Linked DNA regions of Homo sapiens: region 2 is linked to region 1. The links are chromatin loops, found by intact Hi-C in ENCODE. Cell type or tissue: K562. All regions are shown on one strand. Each heading gives the region's core, and the rest is flanking DNA. Links, peaks and the distances in the headings are about the cores only.

The links. Hi-C counts contacts between places; a loop is a spot of excess contacts. Peaks named below come from ENCODE experiments on the same cell type or tissue, not always from the same donor. Only the 100,000 strongest peaks of a DNase experiment are listed, where the experiment ranks them.
Region 2: a loop joins it to region 1, with 4 times the contacts of the local background. A loop is called at or near these places in 24 of 110 quality-filtered maps.

What each region holds. Positions count from the first base shown.
Region 1 is chr17:40,903,264-40,914,357 of GRCh38, forward strand. All of the region lies in intron 1 of LOC105371777 (a long non-coding RNA gene), which reads left to right. Among named protein-coding and RNA genes, the nearest start is that of KRT20, 24 kb to the left of the region's middle. In K562, for the core only: a CTCF peak has its summit at 6,207 (motif pointing right); a DNase peak (open chromatin) is centred at 6,238; H3K27me3 peaks cover 2,785 bases.
Region 2 is chr17:41,491,472-41,502,565 of GRCh38, forward strand. KRT13 (keratin 13) reads right to left here. Exons shown (of 8, transcript NM_153490.3): 6 at 10,903-11,094; 7 at 10,248-10,273; 8 at 9,510-9,891. The coding sequence ends at 9,785. Among named protein-coding and RNA genes, the nearest start is that of KRT36, 7.1 kb to the left of the region's middle. In K562, for the core only: a CTCF peak has its summit at 5,429 (motif pointing left); DNase peaks (open chromatin) are centred at 5,470 and 8,760; H3K4me3 peaks cover 362 bases.

The DNA.
Region 1 (11,094 bases), core at 1,350-9,349:
TTAACCTGGGGAAGTGAAGAGTGAAAGAAGAAGCAATCGAGCCACATGTTATCTCTGTAAATGGTGAAGTGACTCACCCTAGGGCTCACCAGGAACAGGAAGATGTCGTTTCTTTCTTGCCTCCAAGTGGCAAGCAGGGACTGTGTGTCCTTCATTCATAGCTGCTTGAGAATCAATTACAATAGGTGGGATGCTGTGATAGCCAATAGGGTTCAGAAATCAAGACACAGTCCATGATTCCGAGGAGGCGGCAGCCTAGCCGGAGACGGTGACTAATCGGGAATTATATATAATGTTCACGAAAAGATTTGTGGATATAGAGGAAGGATCCCCAAGTAAAGCTGGGTGGGAGGGAGTCATTGAAGTTTTCCTGAAAGTGCAGAGTTTGAGGGAGAGTCCAAGCTGGAAAAGCACAGGGACATGGAGGTGGCCCACGCATCCCTAAAGTGCAGCGATGAGTAACTGGTGGATAAGTCACAGCCCATAAATCTCAGAATTCATCCATTCACTCCACAAATATTTACTCAGTACCTGCTGAGGGCCTGGCACTGTTCTAGGCCATGAGGATACTTCCGTGAGCAAGACAAACACAAATTCCTGCTGACAAGGCTTCATTCTAGCAAAGGGATATAAACCCCATACAGATAATATATATGTAAATTATAAGACAATGTGATGTAATCACACTGGAAAGGTAGAGAAATGGCAACCGGAGGTGTGAGATGGTGTAAGAATCCTGTGATGCCATCTTCTACAATGGGGATTTAGGTCTTTAATGTCTTCTTTTTTTTTTTTTTTTTTTTTTTGAGACGGAGTCTCGCTCTGTCGCCCAGGCTGGAGTGCGGTGGCGTGATCTCGGCTCACTGCAAGCTCCACCTCCTGGGTTCACGCCATTCTCCTGCCTCAGCCTCCCGAGTAGCTGGGACTACAGGTGCCCATCACCTCGCCCGGCTAATTTTTTTTTGTATATTTAGTAGAGACGGGGCTTCACCGTGTTAGCCAGGATGGTCTCCAACTCCTGACCTCGTGATCCGCCCACCTCGGCCTCCCAAAGTGCTGGGATTACAGGCGTGAGCCACCGTGCCCGGTCTTTAACGTCTTAAGTTGATAAAACAAGAAATAGCAGTGTAAGCATATTCCTTAGAGATATGCAGGTTAATACCAGAAACAATAGCTAAAAGATTTCAGAGAGAAACATTCAGGAGTGGGGACACCAGGGGCTGCTATTTTTTACTATGAACCTTGTATAGTATATGATGTATTCATTCATTCACTCACGCATTCATTCATGAATTCACAAGTCTGTGTGAATATCAGTGTGTGCAAGGTTTTGTTGCAGATGCTGGGGATACAGTAGTTAAAAAAACACAAACGTTTCTGCCCTGGCGGAACTTAGATTCAGGGGTGGGAGCTAGAGGTGAAGGGAGTAGGTCAGAGGAGAAAAAGGAAGGGTGGGGAGGGCTGGGAAAGTTGCCCTTGTGTGTAGAGAGATGAGAATGGGCCTCCCTGTGAGAGTGGTATTTGAATGACAGCAGGAAGAAAAGAGCCATATGGCAGCTCAGGTGCAAAGGTCTATAGCAGTTTAGGTGTGAGTGTGGGTGGAGCAGTGGGGATGTGGGGGTGCTCAGGGATGGAAGGGAGGGTGGTGGAAAGGACCTCAGCAATTCGGAGGTGAATGGTGAGGGATGTGGATGCCATCATCCAGCAAGGAACCTGCCTTTTACTCTGTGATATGAGAAGCCACCGAACTTTGGCGATGGAGTAATTCCTTATATCTTTAAAAAGAGGCACAAAGACCACACCTCATAAATACTGACATCATATTAACAGAATAGATAATACACCACTTTTTCAAATGTATCTTTTTTTCTTTTAATCGCTGAGAGGGAAAAGTAGTATCAGTGGCAGCACACACACACACACACACACACACACACGGAAGAAATGGAAATAAAAGCTAAAGAACAAACTAGTAATGATTCGGAGTGAGACCCCTAACACCTCCCGAATGGGGGCAAGAAGCTCAGGACTCTGGTAGCCCAGGCAGAGTCTGAGTAACTGGCGTTGCCTCTCTTCATGCATCTACCTGATCCACCTGTCCTTCTACCCACCCCTCTGATCCCTAGGAATTCTGAGAGCCTGGTATCACCCAGGTACAAGATGAAGAAGTCTATTGTCCCCTAGAGGGTAAATGGCAAGAGGTGCAGTTTAGGAGGATTCTCAGTCTGGGAGGAGAAGCTAGCTGAGAGCTTGCCACAGATGTAAGCAGGAACGCCCGGCTGAAGTGGGAACGAGGCAGAGGCTGGAAGACACAGCAGAGTGCTGTGCAACAGATGCCGCCTGGCAGACATGGTGCTCTCATCACAAGAGACTGTTATTTGGTACTGAAGTAGCCTTCACATTCCATAGAAAAATGTCTTTCTATTTTTTATATTATACTTTAAGTTCTGGGGTACAGGTGCAGAACATCCAGGTTTGTTACATAGGTATTGATGCGCCATGGTGGTTTGCTGCACGCATCAGCCTGTCATCTACATTAGATATTTGTCCTAATGCTCTCCTCCCACAGCCCTCCACGCCCCGACAGTCCCCAGTATGTGATGCGCCTCCCACCCCCCGTGTCCATGTGTTCTCACTGTTCAACCCCAACTTATGAGAGAGAACACACGGTGTCTGGTTTTCTGTCCTTGTGTTAGTTTGCTGAGAATGATGCTTTCCAGCATCATCTATGTCCCTGCAAAGGACATGAACTCATCCTTTTTTATGACGGCATAGTATTCCATTGTGTATCTGTGCCACATTTTCTTTATCTGGTCTATCATTGATGGGCAATTGGGTTGGTTCCAAGTCTTTGTTATTGTGAACAGTGCTGCAATAAACATATGTCTGCATATGTCTTTATAGCAGAATGATTTATAATCCTTTGAGTATATACCTAGTAATGGGATTGCTGAGTCAAATGGTATTTCTGGTTGTAGATCTTTGAGGAATCGCCACACTGTCTTCCACAATGGTTGAACTAATTTACACTCCCACCAACAGTATAAAAGCGTTCCTAAGAAAAATGCCTTTCAATCCTTTACCTTATTCCATGATCACCAATTTTCTGATACCTAATTCAGTGTGCAGGCACATTGATTCCAAGACAGGTTCATGGTATAATGGCAAAACAACAGCAAGACAACTTCCATTGTAAATGAACGGGGGCTTCTTGTTCCTTGGGTTTAGCTGGCTCCATTCCCTTAGCTCCTGACCAACCTTGGTAAAATAAAATTTCTAAACCTTGAAGCTTGAGGACTGGACCTTTACCAACAAATGTGTGTTGAAGAGTGAGCATGGGAGGTGCAGTGAGTGTAGGGGCTCACCTGGAAATACTCCGCTCCTCCTAAGCATTGCTCCAGCGTGGCACCCACAGCCACAGAAGGAAGCACAGCACAGGAGATCCATCAGGGTGTCCCATGAAATGCTGCATCCGAAGCATGGGCCAAAATATCTAGACCTCAATGAAGAGCTATAAAGGGGTGTTAGGGGATACAGCATCTAACATAGAAAGCACGCTGTCCATGGTTATTAAGTGAATGCATGGATGAACAGGAGGAGTCCAAATTATCTGTTTTAAAGAGGAAGACATTTCTTTGTGTTTTTAATCCTTCTTGTTTTTATGGTGTCTACTACCAATTAAAATGTATTGTGCCATGTTTCTTAATTAAAATAAGAAATTTGATTGCATGTTTCTGTTGGTAAATGATCATACAAGAATCATTCATGTCAGCTTTGTTCTGGGAATGAACACAGGATATGGGGTCAAGATACGTGGGGTAACTCTGTTACCAAGACCTTTAAGGAAATAGTATTATTGAATAGAAAATGGAACATTTGGGCTCTGAAGTCTTATTTCATGACATTTAAAGTGTTTATTTAGCTCTGGCTTCCTCTGCTGGAAGATTGACTTTCTTATTTGCTCCTGTAACGGATGGATATGCTGTGTGGCTGTAGAGCTCCTTCCCTCCCTCCCTCCTTTCCTTCCTTCCTTCCTTCCTTCCTTCCTTCCTTCCTTCCTTCCTTCCTTCCTCCCTCCCTCCCTCCCTCCCTGCTTGCCTTTCTCTTTCTTTCTTTCTCTCTCTCTCTTTCTTTATTCTTCCTTCCCCCCTCCCTCTCTGTCTCCCTTCCCTTTTCTTTTCTTTTTTCTTTCCTTTCCTTTCCTGTTTTCCTTCCTTCCCTCTTTCATTCCTTTCTTTCCATCCCTAGTTTTCTTTTCTTTTCTTTTCTTTTTTTTTTTTTTTTTGAGGCAGAGTCTCACTCTTGTCCCCCAGGCTGGAGTGCAGTGGTGCAATCTTGGCTCACTGCAAGCTCCACCTCCCGGGTTCACGCCATTCTCCTGCCTCAGCCTCCCGAGTAGCTGCGACTACAGGCGCCCACCACCAGACCTGGCTAATTTTTTGTATTTTTAGTAGAGATGGGGTTTCACCGTGTTAGCCAGGATGGTCTCGATCTCCTGACATCGTGACCTGCCCGCCTCAGCCTCCCAAAGTGCTGGGATTACAGGTGTGAGCCACTGTGCCCAGCCTCTATCCCCAGTTTTATATTGAATTATAATTAGATTCAAAAGAAACCTTTCAGCCAGTGGTCCTCATCCTTAAACTGCATATTGGAATCTCCTGGGAGACGTAATGTTGTAGGCTAAGGATATAATTCAGGCTATTACTGAATTATAAAGCGTGCTGTGTTCATATCCTGGAGGATGGAATTGGGTCACAGTGTTTTCAAGTCTGAAAAATCAGATGCCATAGTTCTTTGTGTTTTTAAGTTAGAGTCCATTGCCTTAAGTCCTCATGGGCATTTTAAGAAATAGATCAAAGTATTTGATGAGCTCAGGGTATGGGCACCCATACTTTCTCCTCGCTTTATCCTTCAAATTAGTCTACTTAGAATTTGCTTTTAAATTTCTGCCTAATTTTAAAAAGACAATTGTGGGACTGAGTTGCTGTCCTACCCTTTTTCTTTAATTGTTATTTGACTTCAGACTCTTCCTATAACTCATGTGTGTGTGGGTGACACTCCTCTGAAAAATGGGCCAACAGAAGGGCTTATTATTTGGGCCACTGTGGTCATGAAACCCAGGTTCACATTGATTTTATTGCAAAATTTAGATACATGCACCAGTCCACATGTTAATTTGCTTAGTATTCTTACCTTTTAAAATGTTTTTGCTTCTCAGACCCTTGTGATTTCAAGTCAGAAGTCCCTGACCTCTTAATGCTTGTTTTTTTTTTGTTTTTTTTGACACAGTCTGCATCTATCCCAGCCTCAGTCCTCAACTTCCACTGCTCTGTGTAGCATAATCCCCATGCAGTCCCACAGTTACAGTCAACAGGGCCTTTCCTCCATCTATTAGCAAACATTCCTGTTCTTAGAGCCTCAGAGAGTGAGGCAATGACAGGATCACGATTTTAACATTTCCCCTTTCCTGAAGCTTCTTTATTGGGACACTGGTGTTAAAAAGGAAAAAAAAAAACAGCTTAATTAAAAATTTTTATGTATCATGTGGAGCAGGGTTGCCTAAATGAGAAAAAGATACTTGAAATCCCAGCCTCTATTTTCATCAGTCAGAGGAATTCAGAGGAGGCTCAGGAAAATTGTGAGGACAGAGGGCTGTGTCCTGAGTCCCTAGCCTACAATCCCTGTGTCCATCAGTCAAGGAGGGCAGCCTCATCACAGCTGCAGGCTCTCCTGCATATCTTTGTCAATTGTCGACCGACTAATTCTATTCAGGTTGCCTTTTGTAGGGGTCAGCAGAGTAGGATCCTGGCAATTTCATATGATTAAAACTATTTTGAACAAGACCCTTGGCTAGGATCTGTTTCAAACGATGAAGAAAGTTCTTTTTTCATTGTTACAGGAATTGTGTTTAATGAGATGTAGAAGGCTGTAGTGTAAAACTTTTTTTTAAATGGGGTTAGGAGGTTTAAGGGAGATAATTGAAAACCTGGTTATCTCTTGTTTTAGTAGTGGTTCTTTGCTGCTGTACATGTAACACAAACTACTTGAATTTCAAGATGCTACCATCCCTTGGGCATGAATTATGAATGTTTGATATTCCTTGATTCCATCACAGGACTTGTATGGTTGATCTTTGTCCAACCCGAGCCTTGGATCAGGAAAAAGGATGAGTTCGGGTTTATGTTGCCCTATAGCCAGCAGGGGGTGTTCGTGGCCTTCCTATTCCAAAAGGCCGCAGCACCCTCTCCCAGGCTCCGGGTGAAACTGGTTTGTGAGTCACCATTACCATCCTTCTTTCTCTGTTCAAATTGGCATTTTACCAAGAACAGCATTACTTCTGAGTGAGCAACAGCTGACCAATTATCTTGAAAAATATTTGGGAAGCTATACAATTTTAAAAGTGAAAAGCAAAATATATCTTCTATTTTTAACTTGTTCCCTAAACATGAATTACCTGGGGGAAAAGCAGATGCTTTTCAATCTTTTAAATGATTGCACCTATTCTAAACCATCCAGGTGTTTTTGAAATGACCCACAGTCATCTTTAATAGCATGCGAAGGGGCCAAGGCCCTCTCAACTTTAGATTTAATAGCCTGCCCCCTTCAATTGTCAGAGATATTGACAGAGATAGGCCTGACTGTTCTGCTGTAATTTCAACTCATTTTCTCCTGCTCTAATATCTATAGTACGGGATGGACTTTTTTTTTTTCTTTTCTGTAGAGGCCAGGTCATAAATATTTAGGCTGTGTGGGCTGGAGAGACTGTTGCAACTACTCAACTCTGCTGTCCTTGTGCAAGAGCAGCTGTAGACAATATGCAAACAAACGTTCATGACTGTGTCCTAATAAACTTTATTTGTAATTTGGCCACGCCCTATCTTATTGATAGCCCTCCAAAACGTCAGTATCTTCCATATATCTGTTATTTTATGTTGTTTATAAACTCAAACTCTTCTCCGATTAAGAGGAAAATAATCGAATCTGAAAGTCCCTCAGGTTCAACTCCTTTCCCAATGCCTGGTCCCCCTTATAACACTCTTGACAAGCATCTTTGCCCACTGCTCGGAACTCTCATGCTTTGTGTCTTCCCTGCAACACAAGCAGTGGCCCCGAAGAGCAGACAGCGTGATACAAATGCACAGAAGTTTTTAAGGAGATAGCACAACAATTTAGAAACTAAGGCTGCTGGAATGATGAGCTTTTAATCTTTTCATTCATCGCAGGGTTTAATCCATATTTGAAAAGAAAGATGCCACAGTATAAAGCTGACAGGCACTGACTGGCCTGAAATATCTCAGGAAAATCTGGTTTCAGATTTTTCTAGGAGTTGATCCAAGAACATTTTTCTTTCTGCCTTTTGATCTGTTGAAAGATCCACAAGATACTTGGATGCCTTGAAGACATAAATGCCAGTACAGAAATAAACTCTGACGAGTTGTCTTGTAAAGGGAGCCAGCTCTTAGAGAAGGGATCATTGTAAGGGTAGGAACTGAAACTTTTTTGTCTACTACCTGACATTCTCAAACCCTTCTTTCCTTTGTACTTTTTCTGTGAACAGATGGTTTCGTCCAGCTTGGAGTGGGTTTAGGGGAGACTGAGAAAACAAGACGGCTGCCTGCAGTTTTAGTCTCTCTTTACCCATCTTAAACTTTTTCTTCCCCTCTCCATTTTTGAGAGCAAGAGGTTACATGCTCCCTTTCCTCCTGTAGAAGAAACATTTAGCTGGGGCTGACACAATGGCGAGGACATGAGAAATGACCACAGGAGAAGCCCTGGAGGCAGAAGACTAGGTCTTTGCCCCTTTTACAGTGAGATAGTTTTATATAAATATCAGAGGTTACTGGAGGCACCCAAACAAAATTGAGGACAGGAAGCAAATATCTGAGAGGCTCCCAAACCTCGATGTACTGTGGGACCCAAACGAGCACGTGAATCCCTTCTAGATATCCTTTGGATCCTTTAAGAGTAGCACAGGCGGGGCGCGACGTTTCACGGCTGTAATCCCAACACTTTGGGAGGCCGAGGCGGGCGGATCACGGGGTCAAGAGATCGAGACCATCCTGGCCTACGTGGTGAAACCCCGTCTCTACTAAAGATACAAAAATTAGCTAGGCATGGTGTCATGTGCCTGTAGTCCCAGCTACTCGGGAGGCTGAGGCAGGAGAATTGCTTGAACCTGGGAGGCAGAGGTTGCAGCGAGCCGAGATCGTGACACTGCACTCCAGCCTGGCGACAGAGCGAAACTCTGTCTCAAACAAACAAATAAATAAATAAATAAAGAGTAGCAGATACCACTTATAAAGTTTTATTATAAAGAATTATTGGAGTTGGCTATGAATTCTCCTCCTTACTCACGTCTGGTGGGGCAAAACGGGGAGGATCAGATACTATGAAGACAAAGATACTGGAAATAGATCAAAGCCTTGAATTCCCAGCCCCAGACTCTACCCACCATGATCCCTACCTGCAGGGGTCTGGGTTCCTCTTGCCCAGCCTGCTCAATCTCTGACCCCCTAGCATGGGTCTCTGGCTTGCTCAGAGGTGCAGGCTCCCAGCTCCCCTTCTCCAGTCGCCTGAAGACTCAGTGGTTCCTCTCTGAAGGATGTAGTTTTAACCTTTGTTTGCTGTAAAAACATATAGCAGGCAAGTGCTTGTCACAAGGGGACTTATTTCTTCCTTCTGCTTCATGTGATGGGGAGGGTCCGGCTGTGGATATCTGCTGTGCTAAGACAGCCACAGTGTGGTCTAAGACAGAGCCTGGTCTTGGCCACTCTGATATCTGGCTGACTGAGAGACAGTGTGGATGGGTGGAAGAGGGCAGTCTTGCATGCTGTCATCTCCTCCCTAGGGCCCTATTGACCTTTGGTGGATCCACACTTGAGGTGTGGACAGAGGAGAGAGACAGAGAATGCCTTGTCTCCTGTAGAAAGGCCTCTTCTGGAAACTTCCAAGCACCTAACATTGTAGGAGGAGAATAGGAGACTGAGAGAGAAATATAAAAAGCCATGTTCCCACAGTAAGCTCTCCTACCACTGGCTCAGCCTCCTGTCCATTTGGGAATGATTAGAGATGCTACCTCCTTCCTCAGGGCTGCCAACTACAAGTGCGCAGCCTCCCCCAACTCTTAGCACTGTAGCCAGGTGTAGTTATAAATAAACGTTGGGGTGACTTATCCTTGTGTGATGTGTGTAAGTTAGCCCTTTCTTTGATTAACTATAAATACGTAAATTAGATATTCCCTGGTTTCCCCAAACACTGGTAGTAGTGAATTTTCTTGGAATGCCCTTCTTTGGTCTGCTGGCTGATTATTATTTTCAGACGACACTAATGACGGCCCAGGTGTGATGTCTACAAAGCCCCACATTAAGGCGCTTGCGTAGCAAACCTGCCATTCAGGTAATGACGGCCGCCCTCTGGAAAAACAAGCTGAGACCATACCGGGGAAGGCCTTGGATACTTGAGAAGGGTGTGAGGCCAGTCACAGGAGTTGACTCGGTGGAACGGGGCATAAGAGTTACGGGTGGCTTTATGAAGCTTTTGTTGAGTGTGGGAGGGTGGAAAGAGCTTTACTGAAGAGACATGTTTTCTGTTTCCCAGTTCAAATCAATTTCCTTATCATGATACAAGCAAGGGTAATAATTATTAGGATTATTTACCATGATTATGGGTGACAGGAATTGCAGTTGGGCAAAGGGACTCTTTTGTATATTGTAATTTCCTTCCCTAAAGTTCTAGCTTCCTTATTTTGTCTTCCTAATAGTGACTCACACCGCAGTAGGCAGGAAGCAGGTATTTAATGACCACTTCTTCACTGGTTCTTTATTCCAACTCCATTCATTCCAATACAAATTTCTTGAAAACAAAGAATAATGACATCCATAACACAAATGAAAGCAGCCTGTCTAAGCTGATTTAATTTAGTATGGAATAGGACGCAATTTCACAGTTAGAGTTATTGTTGTTTATTTTTTTTTATTATTTTTTTTTTTTCAGATGGAGTCTCTCTCTGTCGCCCAGGCTGGAGTGCAGTGGCGCAATCTCGGCTCACTGCAAGCTCCGCCTCCCGGGTTCACGCCACTCTCCTGCCTCAGCCTCCCGAATAGCTGGGACTACAGGCACCCGCCACCATGCCTGGCTAATTTTTTGTATTTTTAGTAGAGACGGGGTTTCACCGGGTTAGCCTGGATGGTCTCCATCTCCTGACCTCGTGATCCACCCGCCTCGGCCTCCCAAAGTGCTGGGATTACAGGCATGAGCCACTGCGTCTGGCTGTTGTTTTTATTCTTAAAACTTCAGCCATCATTTGGTTCACTGAAGAAAGAAATGGCCCTTGAAGAGAATTTAGAAAGATTTTTATAAGTGAATACTCACTTATACATAAATATAGACGTATATTTTTTAGTGCTAGTTAGCTAACACAATAGACAATCCTGGACAAGTGTTTTCCATCCTCTCCTGTGAATCTGATTTGTGAACCTCTCATAGCTTTTACTACGCATGGAGTCCAGGAAAAATTTGGGACAAAGTGATCGATCTTAATTTCTAGACTTCATTCTGTCTTCTGTTCTTGGTGAGAACCTAAGAAACATCTTCCTTCCAGGCCTGACTTAGTGCTCTTGCAGGTTTAGCTTGCTTGGAGCAAGACTGTGCTAGTGGGATTCTAACGATGCCACCTTTCCTGCTGTGTTGTTTATCCTGTTCAGTTGATAGAGGACCTATTGAGACTGGTTTATAGACACGACACTCACTGTGGGGAATGCATCGAATTGCTAATTGATCAAAATCACCCATAATCTTGCGACTCGTGGATCAGCAGCCTTAGCATCCTCTGGGAGCTTGTTAGATGTCCAAAATCTTGGGCCTCAACCCAGAACAATTAGATCAGAATCTGCATTTTAACAAGATCCCCATATGATAAGTATGCACATTAAGATTTCGGAAGCACTGACATATAAGGCTTGGGACTGGGTGGTGACCTGAAACTACTGCTTCCTAGGGTGCTGGGGATGATACATGAACATTTTCACAATATTTTTTTTGTGATGAATCTCTGGATAAAATATTCTCAGCTGATGACTGTTGATGGTATTGGGT
Region 2 (11,094 bases), core at 1,205-9,204, 590 kb after region 1:
TAAGCTTCTCTCTGAAATTATCCAGGGAGGATTGGCTGTGGTGAACATGCCTCTCCCAGCAAGGTGGACACCTTGACAAGATGTCCAGGAGCAGCTGGCAGTGGACCCCGTGCAGCCCCTCTGGGAGCAAGAGCACAGCATCAGCCCTCCAGAGCACCAGCTGCCCCAGCAATGGCTTCCTCACAGCCACCCAATCTCCCCAGTTCTCCTGGCAGGGCCTAGGATTGGATTGTCATGGGGTTTCCCAACCTCAGCCCTTCGTGCCAGGTCATTCTTTGTTGTTTAGGGCTCTCCTGTGCTTTGTAAAATGTGTGGCAGTATCCCTGGACTCTACCACCAGATGCCAGTAGCCACCCCCTGCCCCAGTGTTGACAACCAAAACTGTCTACAGACATTGCCAAATGTTCCCCGGGTTAGGAGTCAGGGGGCAAAACCACCCCCAGTTGAGAACCATTGGACTATCAGGACCAAGACTGGGGCTCCGACCCAACCTCCCCTAAGCACCCCTGACTTTATTTTCTGGGACAACTAGCGTGGAGTCTGGCTGTCTCTGTTGGGCCCACTCAGGCAAGTCCTCAATACACCCATGCCTCGGTTTCCCTTGTTCATGACACAGCGTGCTTGTCCTGCAAAATGGGCCATAGGGCAGCCCTCACCAAGCCCTTTGCAGAGCTCTTCTCTGTTCGGGATCTCTGGCTGGTAGGCATCTGAAGTTAATATTCTCATTTTCTTTTTTGTTTTAACCCCTGTACTGTATGATCCATATCTGAAGCTGATTCTAGGTTTCTCTCAGGACAACTGAATAAGCAAGGAGTCTGCTAATCCGAATATCTAGATGTCCCCATCATTCTCACCTGAGCATCAGGAGGGACACTGTGGACCAGAGAGGTGCCTCTAGGGTTGTGGGGAGAGGAATGTACCTTCCCTGGAGCAGGTGACCAGCTCGTCAAAGGTAAAAGTCTTTCAGCTGCCCTCAGTGTCTTGCCTTTTTCCTTATTGTTGACTGCACAGCCAACCCCCCGACCCAAGGGAAGGGCCCTGAGCCGGGACTCAGCGAGAACTAAGTTCAAGCTGCTCCATCCCTCTGAGCCTCAGCTTTCACAATAGGTCTGTGGAGGTCATAACACCACAATCACGGGATTGTGAGAACTACATCCAAAGGGGCTGGATAAACAGGAAGTCGTTTCACAGATTTAAGAGACTGAAACTGCTATTAGTACCCATATAGTCAGAACCCCAGTCCAATGCTGTTTCCAGGGCACAAACCACTTGCCCTGGTTTAATGGAATACTAATTCAGAGGCCTAACCCAGCTGTCAAAGAAAAGACAGCTACTCGAAGAGGCATGGTCTAGGATTGTGTCCAGAGCTGCAACAGTCCCCTCAGCTAGAAGTCTCCATCTGGCCTCTGACCCTTACTCTAGAAGCTTCCAAAAGCCCTCACACCACCTGCAGGCTGCAGTGCTGACAGGATGACCTATCCGCCATGATCCCAGCTTGGGGGCAGGAGGAAGAAGGGGAATGCCGCCATAGGAACAGAAAGCATCCTGGCCTTTCCCCACGCCCATCTTGGAAGGCTGCCAAGTTCAACATCAACTCCTGAGTTTCTGGCCCCTTCTTTGGCAGAAAGAAGTCTGCACACTCAAATGAACTTCCATCTGAAAACCAAGGTTCTCCATGGGCAAAGGCCTGAAATATCAAGCCCAAGTCTCCTTCTGCCCAGCTCTGAACAGTCCCTTCCATGCACAAGGCATTGCTGTCACAGTGTGCCCAAGGAGGGAGTGAGTTCTTCAAGCAGGGTGTCTCTTTTTATGCTTCTCTGGGCTTTGGTCAGAACATGCTGGTCACCACTACCCAAAGGCCCCAAAGATAGTGAAGCAAACAAACCAGACAGCAGCCTCTGGGATGGCCAGGCCAACCAGAAATGGGCACAGACAAGAATAAGATCTCTGCAGAAGGCCAATGGTTGTCTCTGTTAGAGCAGCCTGCTGGTTTCAGCTCCATCTTTCTGGTTTTCTCCTACTGCCTCTTCCACCCTTGAGGTCCATACACCCAGATCCTAGAGAATTTCCCACCAGAAGAAGCACCTAAGAAATGTTCATTCCATGTTTTAACCTCTTCAGATCCACCCAGCACCCAACGGTCACCCAGGACCCTGGGAGACCCACAACTCATTCTCATTTCCTCCACATGACTAAATTTTCCTTGGAACGAAGAATGTGTTCAAGTGACAAAGCACCTGGGAGCCCTGGCCCCTCCCCTGAAAAGCAGGGTTCTATATATTCTGTGTCAAATAACCCCATCAACAGCTCATGCCAAATCCACTGTCAACTTACATTAGATTCTAGTGCCGACATGCAACAACAGGTACACAAAGTTGAAGAAAGCCTCACAGAAAGGGGAAACCCTACAATTAAGCCCTTTCTAGCCACCAATGTAATTTTTCCAAAAACTCCAGGAAAAGTCTCGTTTATTCAGTTTTGTTTTTGTTTTTGTTTTTGTTTTTGTTTTTTGAGACAGAGTCTTGCTCTGTCACCCAGGCTGGAGTGCACTGGCAAGATCTCGGCTCACTGCAAGCTCCGCCTTCTGGGTTCACACCATTCTCCTGCCTCTCAGCCTCCCGAGTAGCTGGGAGTACAGGTGCCCGCCACTACGCCTGTCTAATTTTTTGTATTAGAGAGGGGTTTCACCTTGTTGGCCAGGCTGGTCTCAAACTCCTGAGCTTGTGATCCACCCGCCTCGGCCTCCCAAAGTGCTGGGATTACAGGCGTGAGCCACCGTGCCTGGCTGTTTATTCAGTTTTGATGGTGGAAAACTCAGGGCCATTCACAGACCTGATAAAGAAAGGGTTGCCAGATTTAGCAAATTTTTTAAATGTGGTATTAGGAGCATACTTATAGGGTGTGTGTGTGTGTCTGTGTTGTTGTTGTTGTTGTTGTTTGTTTACCTGCAATTCTGATCTGAGTGTCCTGTGTCTGAAACCCTCAGTAAGGAAACATCACTGGTTGAGAGCCTTGGCCACACAAATGCAGCTCTTTCTTCCCTCCTTCCCTGATGGCCTGTCACCATGGCTGGCTGTTCTCAGGGTCAGACACAGAGGGCTTCCCTTGGAGAATCGTGCCTTCCTGTCCTCTCACACCCTGCTGTCAGTGGCTGTCATTCTTGCCCTCCCAAGTCCAAACAGTACTTGGAGATGCAGAAGCTGAATTATCCTGCCTCCCATCCTGGCCACCTCAGTGACATTCCATCCTGATGGCAGCTGCCTTCAACAGGGTGACTCAGACCTTCCTGGACAAGATTTAGCAAGTCTCTCTCTGCTCCATTTCCCACCCCCCAGCTTGTGCCCCAAATGTCCACCTGCCCCCTGCTATCACCCGGCCTCACCAGGTTCAAGACAATCTGAACATGACTCAGTGGTGAAGGAGGTCCCCCCCACTGCCTGGCTGCCCCTCCACAGTGTTGGTCCTGGTCCTGAGCAGTGACTCCTCCTGAGACTCTGGGGCCCTACAAGGAGCATAGGTCCAGCTTCCCAACCTGCTGTTCCTGGCCTGTTCCTGAGCCCCCATCAGGCCTTGACCTTCATCGGGCCTTCAAAGTCCCACTTGACCAGGCCCGGAGTTACTCTAGAAATCTCATCTCCCCCAAAATACAAAAGTATTTTCTCTCCCCCTGGGGTGTGGTTTTTGCACTTGCCCAGGACTTCAAGGTTCTGCTCCAAGCTGCTTTTGCCGTGGCAGATGCCCAGAGAGCCACCCTAACTCCAGCCTTAAGCCATACCTCTCTGGTCCTCTTGTGGCCAAGCTCGGCCTTCCACATCTCAGGGCCCACCACCTTCTCCCCTGGGGCCAGCGCTCCCTGCACAGCTGCACTGGCTGCCAGCTCCCATCTGGAAGAGTCCACAGTCTCCTGCTCAGACTCACCGAGTCCCTAACTCCCCCACCCCACTTTTATGGTTGGAGCATTTCAGAGCGTCCTTTCTCTCCTTGGTGTGCTTGAAGAAGCTGTGATTGTGGGAGATGCACAGCCAGGCCCACTGGGAGAAAAGAGCTGGTACCTCAGTGTCTAGCGTCCCCTTGATTCAAGTATCACTTAGCTGAACCATAAAGCGAATTTTCCAAACACCCTGTTTGATTGGACTTGTAGTCTGCATTTACAGGGGCCGGCATGCAATTGATTTGACTCTCTTCCTACGAACAACAGCGTGTCTGCAAACCAGACTGCGGGCTCCGGGCTGTAATTAACCATGCCTGACACTGTGGATTTTACTTTCAAACTGGTCTGAGATCCTTGGATGAAAGAAGCCACAGTCATTATGACTGTTCATAAAAAGGGATACCAGCTCTTGGCCAAGTCCCCCAAATACCCACCCCCAACAGGTGCCTGTGCAAGTCTCAGCAGCACCCGCCACCTGCTTATTTTCTTTCAAACTCTGCAGGAGGATGGAGGGTGTAAAGAGTGCCCAGCTCTTTTGAAGCCCCCAGAGGAGCTGCTCAAAGGGACACAACCCACATATTCTGCTCTGCTCCAGCCACCAACAGTCCCAGGGACACCATCCAAAAGAGGCCAGTTCCCTGGGCCGCCCCTCAGATGCCCTGACCCAGGCAGGGAGGAAGGAAGGGCCCCCACAGCTGGATAAGAAAAGCTGGAAGTGGCCAGGCGCAGTGGCTCACATCTGTAATCCCAGCACTCTGAGAGGCGGAGGCAGGTGGATCACCTGAGGTCAGGAGTTAGAGACCAACCTGGCCAACATGGTGAAACCCTGTCTCTACTAAAAATACAAAAATTAGCTGAGTGTGGTTGTGCATGTCTGTAATTCCAGCTACTTGGGAGGCTGAGGCAGAAGAATTGCTTGAACCCAGGAGGCAGAGGTTGCAGTGAGCAGAGATCATGCCCCTGCACTCCAGCCTGGGTGACAGAGCAAGACTCTTTCTCAAAAAAAAAAAGAAAAAAAATCTGGAAGAGTCCATCACACCCATCGCCCTGCACCTCCTGCTGTGACTTTGCTTCCTAATCTTCCCCAGAGCTTCCCTTGGCTGGGACAGTGAGAGTCCCCTGCCAGGAAGGCCCAGACACCCCATCTCATACTCAGGATCTTCTATGGATCCTCAAAGCTATCACCCAACACAGAGGGGGAGCAGGCGCCAAGGGGGTCTCAGGCCTGGAATGTGCCTGCAGCCACACCCTGCCTGTCAAGGGTCTTCTGTGGATCCTCAAAACTATCACCCAACACAGAGGGGAACAGGCGCCAAGGGGGTCTCAGGCCTGGAATGTGCCTGCAGCCACACCCTGCTTGTTAAGGGCCCAGCTGGGGACCGGACGGGGCCCTATGTTGAGACCAGGCCCGGCCAGGACTGGGTCTAGGGCCCAGCCACTCCACCCTGTATCCCAGCAGGTGGCCATTGAGGCACTGATCTGCTTTCTGGGGTGAGCCTGCCCCCTGCAGGGCCTGGGCAGGACAGCCATCGCATTGAGGAGGGCAGCAGCCTGGCTCATTCCCCAGGGTGGAGCCAGGAAGAGAGGGAGGTGCCTATTGCTTGGGGTGAGGAGGAAGTGGCTGAAGCACCAGGAGTCACAGAACAGCGCCACGTCTCTCCACCTCTGTGTGCCACCCGCTGCCCTCCTCCCTCCAGAACCCGACCTGGCTCTGAGGTGCCAAGACACCCCAGGAACATCACAGGCTTGATTCCTTCATCCCCTAGGCTTTGGGGTCTGGGAGAGAGCCTCACTTCTCCCCCAGATTCCTGGAGCCGAATGCTTGACCCTTGGCAAAGGACCAGCCCCAGTCTTGGAAAGCACATTGGAACCACAGGTCCCAGCTCTCCCGCTGGGCAGGTCTTTGACCCCGTCCAGACCTCAGTCTTTCCATGTGTAAAATGGGCACAGCTGTGCCAATTCATGGGATTGCTGTAAAGATGAAATGAAAGAAAGGATGAGAGTAAAGGATGCGCTACTGTGTCCCCCTTTCCGTTATCTCTTTCATTCCGGCATCTCTTGTGCTGACATGGCCTCATTCACAATCATTGGCATGGACATTAGCCAGGTGCCAATGGAAAGGGGCTGTTTCCTCATAGCCACAGCACTGGGAATCAGCGGTGTGAGACTGGCATGGGCGTGGCACCTAGGTCAACCCTGGGAAGGGGAGCATTGACCCAGCAGGCCTGATAAATCTGCCCTCACTTGAATGGCCGCCCCACACCTGATAAAGAGTTGAGTCCCAGAGAGAATGAGGCGGATTCCCCACCCACTGCCTCTCCTACCCTTCTGACCAGAGAGCCGGGATGACCACCTGCTACTCCCAACTCAAGAAGGCTCCTGGGGTAGCTTTGGCAGAAACACCTGCTCTCGGCCTGCCCTCTGAGCTTCCCCGGGATTCCTGATGGGGCCACATAGGTCCTCAGATGGGGCCCAGCTTCTCAGTGTCCTTGCTGGGGTCTGGGTGAAAGGCTCCCAGGCCAGAGTCCCCACTGGGCCTAGAGTGCAGCTCATTTCACTGCTCCTGTGGGCAACTACCCTCACCCCCCACCAAGTTTTGCAAAACTAGCTCAGAGAATGAGGGGGCTGCCCCTAAACAGCCATGCCCGGGGTCTCAGGAAGAGGGGCTGCTCTGGGCCCCATAAGCCCTGGGATCTGGACCCCAGGGTGCCTTGGAGCAGCCAGGGTAGCTCAGCATTGAGACCCCAGGCCCCTCTCTCAGTCTAGGGTAGGGGCTCCTGTGCTCTCTGTACAATACTTACTTACCACTTTCATTTCCCATAGCTTGTATCTATTTATTCCCTCATTTCTCCATTCAACACATTTATTGAGCCCTTATAACGTTCTAGGTATGAGGATGAGACTGACGATGAAACCAGCCCTACCCAGAAGGAACGCATAGCTTAGAAAAGAGAACGAGAAAGATCATGACCAGAGGTATCTTGTTTACTGAGCACTTACTATGCACCAGTGACTGTTCTGAGCACTTGACTTTAATTAACCTATGAGGAAGGAAGACTTAGCAGATGAGGAAGTCAGGCCAGGAAGGTTAAGTAACTTGCCCAGGATTACAAATGCAGATCAGGTCCCTGTGGCTCTGGGCTCCACAAACATTGCACTCCAGTCATTGCTGACAGCACAGGGTCTTGCTGGGATCGGTGGGGAAGACCAGAGAAGACCCAGAGCAAACGATGAAACCTGAGCAGAGTTGTGAAGACTGTTGACTGTTCATTGCTGTGGGTGTCTCCTCCTACCTTCCTGTTAACCCGTGGACTCCTTGAAGACAGAGCCTTCTTTTCATCTGCCTCTCTTTCTCCAGGACCCCACACAGTGCTTGGTACACAGTGGTCACTCAATAGATAGCTGCTGACCAAATAGGTTACCAAAAACGTTAAAAGGTGCCGGGAGCAAGGGCATGTCCTGTTTCTCTTTAATGCCTTAGCTCCTCTGGTGCTGTTCCAGGCACGTGAACTTGAGCCGAGCCCCACCTTGTTCTGTAGGAACAAGTGGGTGGCGGGGTCTGGGGTGGGATTTGGAATGGTGGAGGGTAGACACCTTTCTGCTAGTTTAGCAAGCTGGGCCAGGCATGTCTGAGCAACCACTGTGTGAATAAGACAACTGTGTGCAGCCCATACTCAGGCTTGAGGTGGGGGAAGAGAAGGAAGACAAGGAAGGGGGAGACCACACAGGGGAGCAGCAGAGGGGAGGGGAGGGAATATGAAGATGGTGCCAGAGGAAGGGGGCAGATGGCCAGGGTGCCGGAACTCCATCTACCCTCTGCCTTAAGCCCCTTAACGAAAATCAAATGGCACTGGAGGGGCATTTCCCCAGTTTGTTCATTCACCTCTGCCTTTCATCAGCACTGACAGAGCCCACCTGCACTCTATTGGATGAGAGACCCCCCCCCCCCCGCCCGCTTTGAGGAAGGCACAGCCCTGCCTTTCTCACTGTCACTTCAGTGACACTTCAGCGATACTGTCAGTTCTAGGACAGGTGGGCACACACATGTGAACACCCAAGTGTGCCCCACCCCAGCCAGGTGCTGCAGAGGAGGGGGCATCCATCTCAGTCTGAATTTTGAATAAAAAACTGGTAGTCTCCAATAAAATGATGACAGGAGTGTGGAGAGAGAGGAGAGAAGAAGGTTGGGTCAGACAGAGGTCTGTCACCGAACAAAATCCCCAGGGTGCCCAGCCACCTGCCTGCTTCCTCAAGGGCAGTTTGGGATGGCAGGAATTTGGGGTGAGTGAGGGAGGCTAGTGTAGGAGCCAGAGCTGGGGAGAGGCCAGAAGAAGCTGCACCACCAGGACCTGGAGGCAGGCGAGGTGTCTAGGCTTTCCTCAGTGACCAGCAGGGAGCGATTGGGGTGTCTCTAAGCTGAGAAGAAGACTCAGTTTCCAGTAATCACCCCTGCTGGAGTGTGGAGCATGGAGGCAGGGAGGCCAGTGAGGAGGCTGTGGCCACGTGCCCATAGTTAGGACCAGGAAGGACATTATGGCTAATGCAGTGTCCACGGGAAGCATTGTGAAGGGGGTGAGGGACAGAGGAGGCCAGGATGACTCCTGGGCTCCTGGCTCAGCTTTCCAGGTTCTCCGGGATAAAGGGCAAGGAAGGAGCAGATCTGGGAGGATGATGGGAGCTCTTTTGCCTGGGTGGATTGAAGGAGGTGATGTCTGGCTCACTGTTGGCAATGGGAGTCTGAGGCTGGGAGGGGCCTCAGTGGAGATTCGAGTTTGGGCGTTATCAGAACATACAGGCAACTGTAACCATGGTTATGTCCTGGATGACCCACAGGGACAGTGAAGAGGAAAAAGAGAAGAACACCCACACCGGAATCCAGGAGGTGAGTCAACGTGCAAGGAGTGAGCAGAGCAGGAAGAGGTTGCGAATCAGAGCAGGGGCAGCCAAAGCGGCAGGGAGAGAGTGGGGAGCACAGAGAGAAGGGGCCAGGTTAGTGCAGCGGCCAGCCAGGGAGCTGGTCCCAGGAGTGGTTGGGAGTGGCAAGACCTAGGGGTGGGCTGGGGAGGACATTAGGAGTGGATGCCTCAGGCCAACAAGGAGCCATTTGCCTGAGAATAAACCTCTCTGCAGGAAGCAGGGAGGTGGCAGGTGGGGGCTGGGCCTCCTTCTCCCCAGATCACCCCTTCACTGGCCCCTTGCAGCCTGCCCCAGAGGCATCTGTACTTTTTGCCCATGTTTCACGCTCCCTTGACTCTACTATCAGCTGCCATTCTCACTGAACATCCTAATCTGCAAGGCTGTTGAACTGGCTCACGTGCCCCTGCGCTGTCTCTGGTGTGTTCCGTCTGTCCATGTCTGCTGGACACCATCGTCTGTGAGCTGCCTGTGTCCCCTGTGTTTGCCGTTGTTGTGTCTGTGTGCTCAGATGGCCCATGGGCCTATGTCTGTCCTTCCTAGATAGGAAGCTCCCCAGGCTTGTCGTTGTCTGGATTAGCTACTCCGCCCAGCTGTGTCCCCCTCACCCGCTAAACCAGGGCCCTAGCAGGGGCCACCTAAGAAACCAGGCCAGAATCAAAAATATGTTTGCAGAAAGGCAGGAAACTTTATTGAATAATCTTTTCTTTGGGGTAGAGAAGTTGAGAAACCAAAGCGTATCCAGGTCAGAGAGGAGAGAGATCCGACCGGAAGAGAAGAGCACAGAGGGCCCACCATCAGGAGAGAGTCAGGACAGGGGGTCCTGAGAGCAGAGGGACTGAGCCTTGGGTCCAGCAGCCCCTCCTCTCTCCTGCAGGGAACTGCCGGCTCTCTCCTCCTCTGGGTGCTGAAGACAGAGGGAGGGGACGCCAGGCAGATTTAAGGCCTACGGACATCAGAAGTGCGGCGACCAGAGGCATTAGAGGTGGTGGTAACAGAGGCACTAGAAGTCGTGGTAACAGAGGTGCTACGGGGGCTGACGCTTCCTGGGAAACAAGAGACAAGACATGCTCAGGCTGGAGAAGACCCACCTCAGGACAGGGCAGGGCCCCCCTGGAGGGCTCACAAACTCCTCATTAGTCAGGTGGTGCGTGGATGGAGACTCTTTATTGTCCCCAAAGATGGCTCTTCCCAAGACAGCCAAATAGCTCTGTGGGGCAGAGCCATCAGTTTCAAAAGGAAAATCAGTGAGCGAATGACCACTTCCACCCCAGCTCTCCCCCTCCCTACACTGGAGAGCCCAGCACTGGCTCCCTCCCTCCCCGCCAGCTCCCACCCCCATTGGGGCAGTGAATGGGAGGCTAACTCTGCCTCCCCCTACACCACGGGGCTGTTCCCTTACCTGCTGAGGAAGGGAAACCAATCATCCTGGGAGAGAGGACAGAGGTGGCCATGAGCAGAGGGTAACTGAGGGCAGGTGCTTACCTGTTCCTCTGGGGAAGTGCCTCGGCTTATCATTTCAAGCCCCTGGGCTGGACTCTAGTGCCTCCTAGCTGTGCCCCCAGCTCAAGGGACAGCAGCATCAGGTGCCCACTGGGACTGTCTGTCTTTCCTGTCTGTCTGTCTGAGAGGTCTCAAGGGGAGATATTATTAGCCACAAGATTCAGGGTGTTTGTCTTCCCTCTGGATCGCCCAAACCCGCAACCCTCCACCTGAGCCCTGAGCCCACAGGGGTGGCTTGATTTCTGCAAAGGGTCTAAAGGCAGTTAAAGCACCATAGTAATAGCTTTGTTCAGCTGAGCTGTATCCAAGCTCATGTTTTTCCAATATCAGATGTTCCCTCCATGGTCTCTGTTCCCTCCAGTCTAACTTGGAGGCCCAAATTAGAAAGTTTAAAGGTGTTAACCCTGCAGCCTACCAAGGAAATGTCCCCGTAAAGTCAGACAGTGAGGGGTCTCCTCTCTGACATGAGGGGGTGGATCTCTAAGGCCCTGCCTGCTCTGACACCCACGGGTCCTGCAGTCACTATCCTAAGAAAGAGGCTGGAGAGGACCTACTTGGCGTCCTGGCCCTCGAGCAGGCTGCGGTAGGTGGCGATCTCCTGCTCCAGACGTGTCTTGATGTCCAGCAGCATCTTGTACTCTTGGTTCTGGCACTCCATCTCACTGCGGAGCTCGCTCAGCTGGGCCTCGATGCTGCTGATGAGTCCCTGGATCTGCTGCAGCTGCAGGGCATAGCGGCACTCCGTC